Linked DNA regions of Homo sapiens: all the other regions are linked to region 1. The links are chromatin contacts, found by Hi-C in ENCODE. All regions are on one chromosome and are shown on one strand. The core of a region is the stretch at or near the end of the contact, and the rest is flanking DNA. Distances in the headings are between cores, read along the strand shown.

Region 1 (5,064 bases), core at 1,573-4,072:
TTTAATTTGGATAGTCATATCTCACCTACTTTTAAACTCAAGTTATCTTAACAAACTCTAAATTCCTTTCCACAGTAAGATAACATTTATAACTAAAGGCAAACAATCCATTAATAGCAAAAATGGTACCCACTTCACTGGCAGTTCTTACCATTATGGTTTGGTCAACCATTCAATGCCACTTGCAAAAAATTATTATTTTTTTCTGAAAAGTTAAATATCATAGCTTACATTCACACAAACCAAATACATAAATACCTATCCGTAAGAACCAAACGGTCGAAATTTCCTCGCTTCTTTCTGCTAGTCCCGAACTCTCAGGAGAGATCTTCACCAAAGAAACTTGCGTCCATTGGAGGTAAAATCTTGGCTAGGCTCGCCCCCTAGCCACTTGGCTGAGGAAATAAGTGCTGGGTTACGTGATAGAGAGACACACATACATTGGAACAGTGACATATACATGCAGTTTAAGGAGGTTCACTGGGAACAGAGCAAAACTATTAGAAGATATGGTATCAATATTTCCTTCTGAACTTTATACCCTCAAGGAAATAACATACATGAAGACACTTCCATGTTTCTCTTGCATGGACCAAACAGTAGTTTGGCCAAATAAGTAATGGGAGCACTTTCTGCTATGCTTTTAACATAAAGGATTCAATGAGGATGCTGTCAACGTGTAACTGTCAGATAATAAATGAATGAGTTAGTGAACTTTACTTAAAACACTCAGGTTTAGGGTTTCAAAAACAAATGTAGAGAAACAAACAAAAGTCTGCTTATTTTTTTAATGCTGACTTTTGTAATGGGAACCAAAAATATTAATGTAGACCAAAAAAGACATTTACAGGAAAAAGGCCCAAAATTCCAAGGTAGTCAAGTTACTGCATTTCATTAAATTTCAAAATTAATTGGATTTTGATGTAAACCTCCTTAACTTACAAATGTAGATTATTATTAAAAATATTATACATGTACATGTGCGGCGTTTGCTCCCCACCAGTTTTGGAAGACCTAACTCAAATCATGTACAGAATGATAGGAAAACTGTACAAAGAGCTCAGACTTCATTGCTTACCAAACTTTAATGATAAATAACACAAGTGACACTTTGGAAAAGCAAGCCTGACAACTCAGGCGACACATTCAATATAAACCATGGTGTGAAGGCACAGCACGCTTGAGCACAGCACGGAGCCATCAGATCCAGACATGATCTGATTCCGCGGCCCTCCCTTCACCAGTTCTCGTTTTCGAGCTCTAATTCCAAAAGGAAACGTCAGGGATGGAAAAAGGCCTATTTGGTCATTAATGTGTCCATTCTGGCCAGCTCAGAGGTCATCCCTACAGTCATGCTCCAGGGCTATGAAGAATCCAGTTTTAATGGTCTCAAACGATGGGCTTTCTTCACGTGGAGAGACTATTCCACAGTTTAATGGTTGGTCATGGTTAGCTTTTCAGTCCGGGCCCCAGAAGTAGCCGAACAGGCAAAAAAGAAAAAAAACCACCCCACAACAACCCCAAAACCCAGAGACGAGGGGAAGGGGGATTGAAAAAATGGGAAGAAAGAGGGGAGCAAACCACCTACATCATGTAATGTTATCCTTTTCAAATCAAACGCCTTTAGAAATCCCTAATCCCAGGCCCCCACTGCCCATAATCGCTAGACACCCTCGAGTGACGACCTAAAGCAGGTTTGATTTGAAAAGAAACAACACATCTATATCCCAGCTCCACCCTTCAGTCTTAAGAGACAGTGAAACCAGCCCTAAGAACACTATCTCTTCCAAGAGCAAGGCCAGGGTCCGCACGAAGTCAAGTGGCCACCAACTGACGGGCAACTTTGCTCACTACCTCAATCTGTCAAACTCGTCGGATTATCACCGGGAAATCAAACGTCATGCCGGCAAAGTACGGGCGCTCCACTGAGGGCTCTGGGGGCATAACAGGTTAAGGCTAACTCACAGGTCCAAGAGACACTTCTAGCCACTGTCTCAGTGAGCGGCGGTTCGGAAGAATAAAGGCACGCCTCCCAGGGTACCCTCCCAGTACACCGAGCAGTGAGAGCGCGGCAAGTAGAAAAGCAGCGCACGACCCCATGGCATCGCCGGGCGGCAGGCCCAGGTGCACTCAGGAAAAGACCCTGGGCACTGGCTGCTTTCACCGCGCGGAATCGCCAACTGCAGCCCAGCGACAGGGTGAGGGGTCGAGAGGGGCTGCGGGACCAGAGACGATCCCTCCGGAGACGGACGCGGCACGCAATTCCAGCCAGTGCCTTAGGGCAGGTTTCACCGTCCCCCTCCCCACCAGAACACCAGGAGGAGGTGGGGACAGGGGAGGGGGTGTCCCCCAGATCCCCGCTGGCTCCAGAAAACTCTCTGCAGTCCTTGCAGTCAAGTCAACATCAGACGAGATCAAGCGGGTGAGGGAAGGGAAGGATCGACGGGTGGGGAGAGGAACCGACCTGTCGATGAGGATCTTGTGGTCCCCCATCCAGGGGATGAGGTGCTGTCCCTGTTCCTGAGCCAGGGCCCGCTCGTCGTCCCGGAACAGCTTGCAGGCATAGCCGAAAACCAAGAGCTCCACTCGGCTGCCCCCACCGCCGGCACCGCCTGGCCCGGCCTCCTCCTTCGCGCCGCTTTTCCTCTCGGGTTTGGCGCGGCCCCCGCTCGCGCCGTACATGACAGCGTCCCCGGCGTCCAGGCTGGTCCTCTTCTGTGCCGCGCGACGTCCCTGATACCTCCACTTGGCCTACCCCTTCAGTCAAAGACCCCGCATCCCGTACCCAACCTCAACACCGCCGCCATAGCGGGCCACAAAATGGTGGAGGGGCAGCTTCCGGCAGGAGAGCCCGCATTTCCGGCGAGCGGACCGGCAGATTCGCCTAGGCTTGGAGCTCTTTTAGCCGCTAGGAAATATTTTGGCTTTAATTTTCGCATTCAGGTGTGCCGCCACAATAGGCGCTGCTGTATTCAGTGGAAAGTGCAATTTTAATGTCCGTTTTATCGGGCAGCCGTCAGGACGTGGCGAAAGCGCAGCGTGGGATCGCGCGCCGGCTTCCGCTGCGGCCAGTCGGGCGGCGACGGAGTCGGAGGGAGGGGCCCGGCGCGCTCTGGGCCTTGGGCGAGTCCTCGTGGGTGGCGGGTTGCTGCAGCCTGCCACATGTGTGGAGGCCTCGGGTCCACCCCGAGCCTCCGCGCCCCTCACCATGTCCGAGTCGCTGGGGCCGTGCGTGCTCTGCCCAGGGTGGCGATGTCCTTTTCCTTGGCCCCGTTTCCTTCTCCATCCCTAGGGGGACTTGGTCCCCGACCCGCCCACCTTTGAAGGTTTCCGAGGCAGCAGAGGCCCCTGCGCTGCAAATCACTCGCGGGTGGCGAGATTTCGGAAACCTGAGACCCTTGTCGCCGGGAGATGGTCTGGCGGGGCAGGGAGACCCCAGTCTGGAGACTGGCCACCTGGATACGGTGCAATTTTGCTTGGTGTGTTTCCTCCTGGGCCGCAGTTTTCCCATCGGTGGTTCCATTAGGATCTTTCGGTCCCTTTTAGCTCAGTAATTTCAGGTCAGACAAAGGGCCTGGAGTGCAAAATCTTAGGCTTTGGGATGGGATGGGATATCCCCATGTTTGCCCTTGAGTGGAAAACGATGACAGATCGTCTCCTTTCTGGGCCTCAGATCCCCTCTCCATAAAAATGGAATCTTTCTACCAGTGATGTTGAAATGAGATAATGTATATGAACCTTTAACTGATTTTTGGAAATTAAGAAACAGGCAGTTCCCACCAAACGTCTTTTGTTGTGGTTTCCCCTGACTGGGTCATGCTTCTGTCTTCATTTGCCAGGCTCCTTACCCAAGTTTAACTCAGTCATCCATTTCTCCACCTGGCCTTATGTGTCTACGTTGTCTGGAGTTTCCCCTCACTGGTGGCTAACTTGTGCCTTCCGATTTGTCTGTGTACCTCTCATCACCACCTTAGGTTACATCCTGTGTTCAGCATCCCACCAGAATTAGCTTTAAGAGATCAGGGACATTGTTGGGGTCACCTTAGCATCCTCAGCACCTAGAATGGTGCTTAGCACACTGTGGGCCAAATACTGGTTAATACCTGTAGAATGAGCCGGGCCAGCAGCTGAGCATGCGTGGCCAGGCCATCATCTTCCTATCTAACTCTACAAGACTGCTCTGCCACTGCTGAGGAAGATGTATGTGTCATGGTTACTTGATAAAAACACTGTTGTTTGCCCCCAGGCATTTACTAGTTTGTTTCGGTGCTGGGCTCCCTTCAAGCTTTCCCTTGGGTTCAGGTGTGGGGTGCTAAAGCAAATAAGGAGGCCATTAGCTTGAGATCAACTCTGTAACACCAGCTCCTATGCAAGCAAACCAAAACCCAATCAAGTAATTTTTCTGCTTCCGTGTTGGGTCTATAAAAGCTTGCTGCTCATGCTGCTGAGTGGAACTCTCTGAACCTCTTCTGCTTCTGCATGCTGCCTGATTCATGAATTGTTTTCTTGCTCGAATAAACTCGAATTTGTTTTGTGTAAAGTTTCTCTTTTAACAGTTCTGGTGTCAGAAATGGGATCTGAAGGCCCCCCTATTCCCTCAATGATGACCTCTGGGAACAGTGACTAAACAGATGCAGGTGCTTCATTGTGCAGGACAGTTCTCTGTATAGCCTTGGGCCTACCCACTTCTCCCTCCTTTTCCTTTGTAGTTTTCAAGAGTAACTGCATAACGAGCTGGGATGCAACATCCTGAGATAGGGAGGGACTGGCTGAAGTAGCCCAGGCTCTGTTCCAGTTCTCCCCTAGAAATAGAAGGTCCTTCAACACTTTAGCCCAGTGATTCATGTGACATGTGGTATGTAATCTGGGTGGGCTGCTCTTCGGGATCTCTTATCTGTGGTGTAAGTGAGGAATACGCAGTAGAGATTTCATCCACCTGGGCAACTTTCTGAGCTTTGGGGGGATTGGCTCACAGTGAGTCCTAGTCTTCGTCTCCTACCACCTGTCTATAGGTAATAAATGCACTACATGTAAATTGTTGCTTATGAGAATTCAGAACAGGTT
Region 2 (5,064 bases), core at 1,588-4,087, 790 kb after region 1:
AATAGCAAGTGGGTCAAAGATCGTTTTAGTCCATCCTGACTGCTATACAAAATACCACGAGTGGGGTAGGTTATAAACCGCAGAAATGTGTTTCTCACAGTTCTGAGGGCTGGAAGTCCAGGATCAAAGCATGACAGATTTCATGTCCGGTGAGGACCCCCTTCCTGGTTCATCGAGGGCACCTTCCCACTGTGTTTTCACCTGGCGGAAGGGGCGAGGCAGCTCTCTGGATCCCCTTTAATAAGAGCACTAATCCCCTTCTTGAGGGCTTCACCCTCGTGGCCTCATCACCTCGCACAGGCCCCCACCTCCTAATACCATCACCTGGGGCACTAGGTTTCAACATACGAATTTGCAGGGAGAGCAGTAACAAACATTCGGACCATAGCAAAGATTATCGCGGGTGTTTAAGGCCAGAAGAGGCATCACGATTGTCCCCCATCTCACGCCCATTTTTAAATAATTGTTATTACAGCTGAATACTGTGGACCATGGCTGCCGGTCAAGGGATCTGCCTCAGACGCTTTTTCTAAGATCTATTAACCAGCAGGGAGTTTTGGAACTTTATAAGCGCTGCCCCATAATCTTGCTAATGATACAAAATGGTGTTCTGTGAACCTTAAAACATCTATTTTCAACTAGGAAAACAGAACTTTCAACTCAGAAGAAGACTTTTTCTTCTTTCAGCTTGCTTGATAATTTTGCATTCCCTAGTGGTGTTAAATGTTACTTAGATTTATAATAGAAAGCAATTACCAGACAAATTCACCATCTCCAGCTAATATGGTTTCCTTCAAAATGCAATGTTTCTGAAGAAACAGATAAAAGCCAGGCTTAAGTGATCACATTGTGTGAGGCAATTCCTTTTATATCTTTTTAAGAGTGATTACAGACAAATCTGCTTTGCCAAAAAAGCCAACGCCTAGTACACTTGTACTTTATTTTTTTGGCATCCCTAAGTCCCTTATTTTTTTGTAATTAGAGAAATATTTGGTGACCATAACTTCTCTCGCTTGGATGAGGTTATCCCCCTTCCCTTCTTCCTCCCTACCCGGCCCCTCCAAACTGTACAGCTTTTCCCAAAATTCTGTCTGTGGGAAATTCCAGCCTCTGGCCCCTGCAGCTTGCTTTCACTGCCTGTGGTTTATCTTGATCCAAATTGTAGCGTTTCATTCCAAACCCTCCCAGTGCAAAGTAGACTATATTTCAAGTCAAGGTTGCAGCCCAGCGACCCTTAAGGTTGGGTGGTGAATGGAACGTGTGAATCCTAGCTCTGTCACTGCCTAGCTGAAAAAAATCCCTCCACCGCCTGTTAATTGAGTTTTCTCATTCGTAAAGTGGAAAGAATAGTATTTACGCCAAAGGGTAAATTAGCACCCCTAAGGACTGAGTGAGCTTACATCTGCAAAGTTCCTATGCGTAGTAGCCATTCAACAAATATTAGCACCCATCCCTCTCTCCTCAAAGCTCAAGAAAGGACCATATTCTCAGGTTCCCCATCCCCACATATATTTAGCCCTAGGAGCAGATATCAATTACTTTTTTTATCTGTCCAGAAACCAAACATCCTCTCTTCCTGTAAAGGCTTATAGCAGAAGTGGTTGGCACCACCCAATGTCCTTCTGCTTCTATGTCTCTCCCATCATCCCTTATAATTATGTTAGCCTTGTAATGAGTTATGGGAATATGAGCAAAAGTAAAGCATATCATTCATCCCCTCCCCTGCTCTATCCAAGCCAGGGCATTTAAGATGCACTGGAGGTAACTCCCCTCCTTCTTTTCTGCTTGAAGGCAGAGGACTCTGAAATGGAGCCCCAGGTTGGAAGAGCCTGGATCCCTGAGTCACTGCATGGAAGGGAGTACACTCACTAGGAACACCTGCATTAGACTCTGACACAGAAAATGAACTTGTATCAGCTGAAGCCCCTGAAATGTTTGGAGGAATTTGCATGTGGATGGAGTAGGAGGGAACATTTACACCTACTGTGAAAGCTGAAGTGGGTAAAATCCTTCCTTTCCTGACTGATATGGTTTGGATCTGTGTCCCTGCCCAAATCTCACACTGATACGGTTTGGATCTGTGTCCCTGCCCAAATCTCACGTTGAATTGTAATCCCCAGTGTTGGAGGTGGGGCCTGGTGGGAGGTGATTGGATCGTGGGGGTGGCTTATCTTGAATAGTTTAGCACCATCTCCTCCGAGCAGTTTTCATGATAGAGTTCTCATGAGATCTGGTTGTTTAAAAGTATGTGGCATGGACCCCCTTCCTTCTGCTCCCACTTTGCCGTCCTCCATGAGTAAAAGCTCCCTGAGGCCTTCCCAGAAGCAGGTGCTGCCAGGCTCCCTGTAGAGCCTGCAGAGCTGTGAGCCAATTAAACCTCTCTTCTTTGTAAATTACCCTGTCTCAGGTATTTCTTTACAGCAGTGTGAGAACAGACCAATACACCAGCCTTGGCACAGCTGGGAGCAAGCCTGTGACTCAGGCTCTATGCAGATGGCCCTCTCCCCTGGCACTTTGAATCTCCAGCAGCAATGAACAGTCTGTACCTGCATCCTGGCCTCAGCTGTGATTCCTGCTGTCCAGCCTTCTGAAGTGCCCTTGGTTGGTTCCATTTTCCAAGATAGACCCTCTAGCTCCACAATGATGCTGTGAACCCCTGACGTCCTTTCAAAAATTCCCTTTTTGCCTAAGAAAGTCAGAGTGCTTGCAATCGAGAGCCCTGACTAATACACTTGATATCAGTGGAGAAAGAATGTTTACACATACTTCGTACATCCTCGGCCAAGCTGGCCACCCCGATCTCCCCTCCACTAGCTCTGATGCAATGGCTGAAGTGGCCACACCCTTGGCAAGATCTCCATGAACATGTCTTGTGAATTTACGACAATCCAACCAACCAGTCCTGGTCATTCGTTGGCCATAAAATGCACATTGGCAGAGAAGGATCCATGAAGCCAGTGCTGAATTCCAAGAGCAAGCTCAGATTTCTGAGCGTAAGTGATAAAACTTGATTCTGGGAGGAGAAAGGTCAGGATAATGCCTCCTCTGTCTGAGCACATGGACCTCCACTCTGAAGAGAGAAGAACAGGAGAGATGGCCAGAGTGAATGCTCAGGGGACAGAGTTTTGTTCCCTCCATTCAGCCCTGCTGTGGTCTCACCAATGCCTGGGCTCACCAGGCAGTTCACACAACTTCTGGATCTGTTAACTTTCCTCCTACGGTGGCGTCCCTAGATCGGAATGAAAATCTAATGCTGTGGCCGCTGCTGCAGCAAACAAACCCAAACACCGAATGGCTCACACGTGATGGATGTTTCTGTCTCATTCTCACAAGTCCAAAGGGTGCTTCCATGTAGCCAGCAACTGTGTCCTTCACGTGGTGACTCAGGGACCATGGTCCCTTCCATCCGTGGCTCTGTTTGTAATGTGTGGCCATTGAAGCTGCCTTGTTAGTCACCTCAAGCCAGTAGCAGAGAAAGGGAATGGCTGGCCGTGTGGCGGAAATATTTGCGGGTCACGACTGCAAGTGTCACGTACGGCTTCTATTCACATCCCATCGGCCACATCTAACTGTGAGGTGAGGCCAGGACATTCAACCACATGCCCAGAGAGTGAGGTCGTTTGCCCAGGAAGAGGAAATGTGTGGCAAGTGCTGACACTCGGCCACGCAAAGACTCAACTTGGAGGCTGAAAGTGCAGAAAACACCACAAGCAGCCATATTCCAACCCAAATGATCAGGGCAGGTGTGTATTGAAAGAAGGCAGTTCTCTAAATAGGTTTGTGTTTCTGATGACTGCCTGGTCTGCCCCTGGGAACTAAAGTCCAGGACAAGATGATAAAAGTGTGACCCCAATTAACTGCTCCAATTTCAACATGGGAGAATATGATTCCAACATGGAGAAATATGACTTCAACATGGGGGAATATGATTTCAACATGGAGAAATATGACTTCAACATGGAGGAATATGATTTCAACATAGGGAAATATGACTTCAACATGGGGGAATATGATTTCAACATGGGGAAATATGATTTCAACATGGGGAAATATGATTTCAACATGGGGAAATATGATTTAAACATAGGGAAATATGATTTCAACATGAGGGAATGTGATTTCAATGTGAGGAAATATGATTTAAACATGGGGAAGTATGATTTCATCATGGAATATGATTTCAGCATGAGGGAATATGATTTAAACATGGGGAAATATGATTTCAACATGAGGGAATATGATTTAAACATGGGGAAATATGACTTCAACCTGGGGGAATATGATTTCAACATGGGGAAATATGATTTCAACATGGAGAAATATGATTTAAACATAGGGAAATATGATTTCAACATGAGGGAATGTGATTTCAACGTGAGGAAATATGATTTAAACATGGGGAAGTATGATTTCATCATGGAATATGATTTCAGCATAAGGGAATATGATTTAAATATGGGGAAATATGATTTCAACATGGGGAAGTAGATTTCAACATGAGGGAATATGATTTCAACATGGAGAAATATAACTTCAACATGAGGAAATATTTAAACATGGGGAAATATGATTTAAACATGGGGGAATATGATTTCAACATGGGGGAATATGATTTCAACATGAGGGAATATGATTTCAAATAGAGAAATATGATTTTGACATGGAGGAACATGAGTTTTAGGTGCTAAGTATGAGCAACAGAGACGTTAGACCGGCAGACCCTTTGGAAATGGGCTGGCCCTCGATGCTCTGAGGTCATGGGGAAATCTTAGCCTCAACCAAAACAAACAAAAGAAAATAAAAGAAAACCACTCTTCTCGTGCCCTGGTTCAAACAGTTCCCTTTACAATTCTAAGCTGATGGCAGCATTGAGTAGCCGCACCTGACAGCTACTTTCTCCCCTTCTTCAAGGCCTGTTTGCCACCAGCTCCCTTCTCTGAGTGCAGAAAGCCTGTGAGGCTCACAGAGGCGAGGGCCGCCAGCCCGATGCCTGCAAGGTGGGGTGAAACCATAGGCACTCCATAAACTTGGCCACCTGGCCCCCAAACCACCTGCCACCCCTGG
Region 3 (5,064 bases), core at 754-3,253, 780 kb before region 1:
GTGGTCTCAGCTGCAGTGCAGGAGCCGAGCGCAGGGCCTGGCTTGCAGTATTGCTCAGTACACGTACAGTCTGTGTCATTATCACCACTGAGAGGGCAGAAGACAGCCCCAGGGCCATCCCGTCCCAGCACAGAGCAATGGCGTGTGCCAGCCCTGGAGCCATCTAATAATGTGCAGGACAGAGGATGGCCAGCCTGTGTGATGAGCCTGGCCACCACCCACCCCGTCCTGGGCCCACAGGAGCCCCAGCTCTGTCCGTGCACTTGGGACACGAAGCCCCAGCTCTGACTGTGCACTCGGGACACGATGCGGCACCTGTTCTGGGGCCACTTCCCTGGCCACCGGCCCTGACCCAAGGCTCTCTACAGTCCCCAGAGTTTGGATGAGAACTTGAAGAGGACTTGCTGCTTCAGGGGCCTGCAGTAGGCATCTCCCCTTTTCCCAAAGCTCAGCTTCTGAGACTGGGGGATCCCAGGCCATGGGCTCCCAAGCCCCTGGAAAAGTGAGAGGGGTTGGAAATGGGGTGATTCTGGGAGTCAAAGTCCAGCAGATGAGGGTCCCCCAAAGTAAGTGCTGCACGGGGCACACCTCGCTGGGCGGGTCTCGGCCCTGGTGCAGGGCAACTTGCTAGCATTCCTGCCCATGCCAGTCCTGGGGAGACAGCGCCTGCCCCAACTCTCAGACAGCATTTAATTTCCTTCTCTGCTCAGCTGAGTTCATGTAAGAGGAGCAGTATTTGCTCAGCAAATACTGTCCGTCAGCCAGACAAGCAATATTTTTGGCCAATCTATTAACCATGCAGCAGGCAGCAGTCACCAAGAGGGGTCTTGAGATTAACCCTCCTTCTCCCCTTCTCAGCAGAGCCCTCGAAGGGAGGAGGGAACGGGATGGCCCGCGGAGTATCCATTTTATCACCACCTCCCTAAGATCCAGCACTGCTCCCTAGCACGTCCTGAACCAGGCAGAGCGATATGCTGGCCACAGAAACACAACTGATAAAAGGCCGACGGTGCTGTCAGACAGCCCCCAATTTCGAAGCGTAGATTTTTTTGCCTCTGCAACTTAAAACGTCCCCAAACCCACCCGACGCTGCTGGGTCTTCCAGATGCGACGGTCTGGGCGAGCGGTGGGCACCCAGGGTCCCTGGAACGGGTACCAAGTGGCCGGGGCTTCCCTCAGGGCTGCCCACGGCGCGGGCGGTCGCAAGCCCAGGGGTCCCGGGATCGCCCGACGCGTCAACTCCGGGCCCCGTTCTCGCCTCAACGCCTGCGAAGCCGCACCCGTCCACCTACCTCCAGGGCCTCCAGGGTGCTGAAGCTGGCGATGGCGAAGCCGTCGATGACCTCCTCCTCCTGCGAGCTGGACTCGCGGCGGCGGCGGCGCGGGGGACGCGCGGTGCGGGGCGCGGGGGCGGCGCCTCGGGGGGGCGCGCCGCGGAGGCCCGCGTTCTCCTTGCCGGGGCTGGGCTCGGGCTCGTCGCCCGACGACGGACTCTGGGCGCGGGCGTCGCGGGCGGCCTCCCGGCGCCGGCCACGGTCCCGCTGCGCGCGCGAGCGCCGGCTCGGGCGGACCTTGGCCTCCATGGCCGCGCGTGCGCCCCGTCGGGCCGGTGACCTTGACGCCCCGCGCCTGGCTCGCAGCAGGCGGGCTCCCTCGGCTACGCGGCGCCGCCGGGCTGAGTGTGCGCCGCGCGGGCTCGGGCCCTGGGCGGCGGCGGGCGGCGGGCCGGGCCGGGCATGCCGGGCGCGGGGGGCGGCTCAGCCCCGGGCCCGGCGCGGCCTGGGACCCCCGGCGCGGGCGGCTGGGCGCATCGGCGGGGGCGGGCCCGGCGCTCAGCGGCCCTCGGCCGCCCCCCCGGGGGCGCGCCCCATGCGCGCGGCGCGGCGATCGGGCCGAGCGGGCGGGGCCGGGCGGGCGCGGCAGGCGGCAGGCGGGAGGCGGCCGGGCTCCTGGGCACCGGGCTCGTGAGGCGGCGGCGGCGCCCCGAACAGATAACAACTGACGCACTTCCGCCCGGCTGCGCTCGCCAGAGGAAGTGAGGGCCGCCGCGGGCGCCCGCGCGCCCCGCCCCGACCACGCCCCTGCCCCGCCCCGCTCATAAGGCTCCGCCCCCACCCCGCACACGCGGCCCGCCCCGCTCACAAGGCTCCGGCCCCTCCCCGCCCCATTCACGCAGGCCCCGCCCCCCGCAGGCTCCGCCCCCTCCCCGACCCGCTCACGCAGGCCCCGGCCCCGCCCCTCCCGGGCGCTCCCGCTAATTCAGGCCCCGCCCCACCCGCAGGTGCCCGCCCTTCGACCTCGCCCCCTAGCCGCGCCCCTCCCCGGCGCCCCGACCTCCGCTGCAGCCGGCGGTGATCCGCTCGGCTCCTTCCTGGGAGGGCGCTGGGATGCCGCGGCCCCTCCGTGGGCACCTGCGGGCGGCGCTCTCCAAGCGGGAGGCGGGGGCAGCGCCGCCCTCCTCTGCGGGACTGGGGTCCCCGGCCGCGGGCGGCTTCCGAGGAGGACGAGGGGCCTCCGGTCTCGCGGAACCGAAGTCCTGCCCTCGGCGAGCGTGGAAGGGACGGGGAAGGGGCGGGGAGGACCGGGGGAGGGTCCTCGGCCAGGCGGTGCCCCCTCCCCGCGTCCCCGCGGACCCTCCCAGGCCTCCTAGGATGCGGGAGGGGTCTGTCCGCGTCCCCGCCCCGCGCCACGTGCCCCCAAGTCCCACAAGAAGGCGGCTCCCGCCACCGAGACCCCCGGGAACGCGCCCAGCGAGGCGGGGGCTGCTGCCAGACACGGAGCGCAGTGTGGAGGGCGGCGCGGGCAGGAAGCGCACGGAGGCGGCTGCGGTTGCGAGGCAGGCGCGGGGCGAACTTCCTCCTCCACCCCCAGGACAGGCCGAGCTCGGAGGGGCCCGCCTGGTGGGGTTTTCTGAGCCCAGGGGCCCCTTGCGCGTGGGCACTGGAGTCATTGATTCATGCAGCGCGTATTTGCCAGATGCCTCCTGTGTCCAGGCTCTGTTGGTGACCCCGCAGCGGCTGAGATAGACTACCCTCTTAGAAGTGGGAGAGAGACCCTGAACACAGGGCCAAATAGAATATCAGCCAAGGATAATCTGAAGAAAATCGAACGGGGAGGTGTCACAGAGAGTGGGCATTGGGTGGTCCAGAGGGCCTCCCCGAGGAGTGACGACTCCGAGCCCCAGCAGTCATGGGCACCCTGTTTCAGGTCGGGGCTACACCCCTGCACAGGCCCTCGGAGAAGAATGGTGGTTTGCTGGAGGGCGGAGGGGAGGGTGCCCAAGACAGTGGTGGGACCCTGCCCTCGGTTGCCCTTAGTGGGAACGGGTCCTCGCCCACTCTGCGGGGTCCACTTTACCCTGCCTCTGGGAGAGCCTACTGGCGGCCTCTTGTGCAGGGCAGGAAGGGTGTGGTCCAGGCACCACTGGCTGTTTGCTGGGCTGAGGCAGTTGGGAAAGTAGCTCACTGGGGTGGGGGGACTTCCTGTTCACCCAGCCTCCTCCAGTCCACCCAGCCCGCTCTCTGGTTCCCTGTCAAAGCCTCCCCAGGGTGGGGGCAGGGTCCCCCTCCCCCTCTTCCCATTCCGGGTTTTGTTAAACCGTGGTTTCACCCTCCAGCATCCTCCCTTTTGATTTTTAAAAGCCTCATTAGGAAGACAGAAACGGACCCCGAGTAGTTTCTCCATGCACGCCTGCTCCCGAATTCCCCTCCCTGGACAGAAGGCCAGGAAATGTGGGCGAGGGTCACCCAGGTGGCATTTGAGGCTCTTGTTTAAATACAGGCCTCTTCCCAAGTAGCCTGGGAGTCCTCACCTGTTCCCCGAGGCTCCCAGAGGCCATCCCACCCTAGGCTGGGCCCAGAGGTCAGTCAGACTGCAAGGGGCATCCTGTGGGCACCCCCTCCCCCCCAGAAGAATTGCTTGGGAAGGTCTGAGGTTTTGGATTTGAAGTTTCTTTCTCTTTTTCTTTTTCTTTTTTTTTTTTTGAGACAGATCTCACTTTGTCACCCAGACTGGAGTGCAGTGGCGTGATCTTGGCTCACTGCAGCCTCCGTCTCCCGGGTTCAAGCCATTCTCTTGTCTCAGCCTCCCGAGTACCCAGGACTACAGGCCTATGCCACCATGTCTGACTAATGTTTTGTATTTTTAGTAGAGATGGGGTTTCGCCATGTTGGCCAAGCTAGTCTCGAACTCCTGACCTCAGGTGATCTACCCGCCTCAGCTTTCCAAAGTGCTGGGATTACAGGCGTGAACCACTGTGCCCAGCCTGAAGTTTCTGATTATAGACATACACTGTTTGTTTATCTGATCTCCGAAGATGTTCAGATGTGTGACCCCAGTGAAGGGCAGGGGCTCTGTAGACCTCCTCAGGGGCTTCCTTTTTGGGCTCCCCCCCGGGTTTCCCTGGCTGTCCTGGGGAAGGCGTCCCCAGGTGCCTTCTCTCCTTTGATCCATTTCCAGGTGTCCAGATGGCCAACCAGGGACCAGCCGCCATCTCTGGAGTTCTGGGCTCAAGTGCTCCCCAGGGACCAGCCGCCGATGCTGGAGTTCTGGGCTCAGGTGCTCCCCAGGGACCAGCCGCCGTCTCTGGAGTTCTGGGCTCAGGTGCTCCCCAGGGAGGGCTTGCTTTGGGAACCTTCTCTTACAGAAGAAAGCAGCTGGGCTACGTGCTGGATGGGAAGCCCTTGGGAGGGATGGTGGTTCTGGGGGTGGTTCTGGGGGTGGTTTCTGACAGATGCGTACTTGCCTGCTTGCGGACCGGGCTGTGTGTCTCCGGGAGCACGCATCACAGTGACCGGACATCCCACCCAGGACTCCGAACCTCCCTGGGGCTTGCCAGGGCCCTGGGCAGAGCTTGCAGCACGAACCCCACCCCCCACACTCCCACTGACTTCTTGGTGTGGTGCAGGTTGGACCTCCTGTGCTTGTTTGGTTTTTCAGTTTGTGTGCTCACACATCTGCCCTCTCTTGCCCCGGGCAGGATGGGGTGCTTTGGAAGGTAGAGACTGCAGCGGTTAGGAGACCTCCAGGCCAGTGGCCTGCAGAGCTCGGAAGTGGAGGGAATGG

What was found. Hi-C counts contacts between places; a loop is a spot of excess contacts on that map. Pooled maps may share reads with other maps.
Region 2: a map of heart right ventricle shows a loop between it and region 1 (6-fold over the local background). The contact joins the enhancer-like site here to the promoter of SFSWAP in region 1. A Hi-C loop is called at or near these places in 5 of 168 maps with a recorded cell type or tissue (IMR-90, cardiac septum, heart left ventricle and 2 more), 2 of 37 single-sample maps with no recorded cell type and 17 of 50 pooled maps.
Region 3: a loop to region 1 is called in a map of ascending aorta, with 6 times the contacts of the local background. The contact joins the promoter of FBRSL1 here to the promoter of SFSWAP in region 1. A Hi-C loop is called at or near these places in 1 of 168 maps with a recorded cell type or tissue (ascending aorta) and 8 of 50 pooled maps.

What each region holds. Positions count from the first base shown.
Region 1 is chr12:131,708,848-131,713,911 of GRCh38, reverse strand. SFSWAP (splicing factor SWAP) reads right to left here and starts at 2,822. Exons shown (of 18, transcript NM_004592.4): 1 at 2,465-2,822. The coding sequence starts at 2,682. RefSeq lists enhancers at 2,588-2,657, 2,748-3,037, 3,178-3,267.
Region 2 is chr12:130,918,657-130,923,720 of GRCh38, reverse strand. No RefSeq gene overlaps it. Among named protein-coding and RNA genes, the nearest start is that of ADGRD1, 33 kb to the left of the region's middle. Within about 2 kb of position 2,837, at least 7 of the 41 ENCODE cell types and tissues checked have a DNase peak (open chromatin) inside an H3K27ac peak, as active enhancers do.
Region 3 is chr12:132,487,090-132,492,153 of GRCh38, reverse strand. FBRSL1 (fibrosin like 1) reads right to left here and starts at 2,003. Exons shown (of 19, transcript NM_001367871.1): 1 at 1,293-2,003. The coding sequence starts at 1,583. RefSeq lists enhancers at 352-915, 2,913-3,042 and silencers at 2,073-2,522, 2,653-2,722.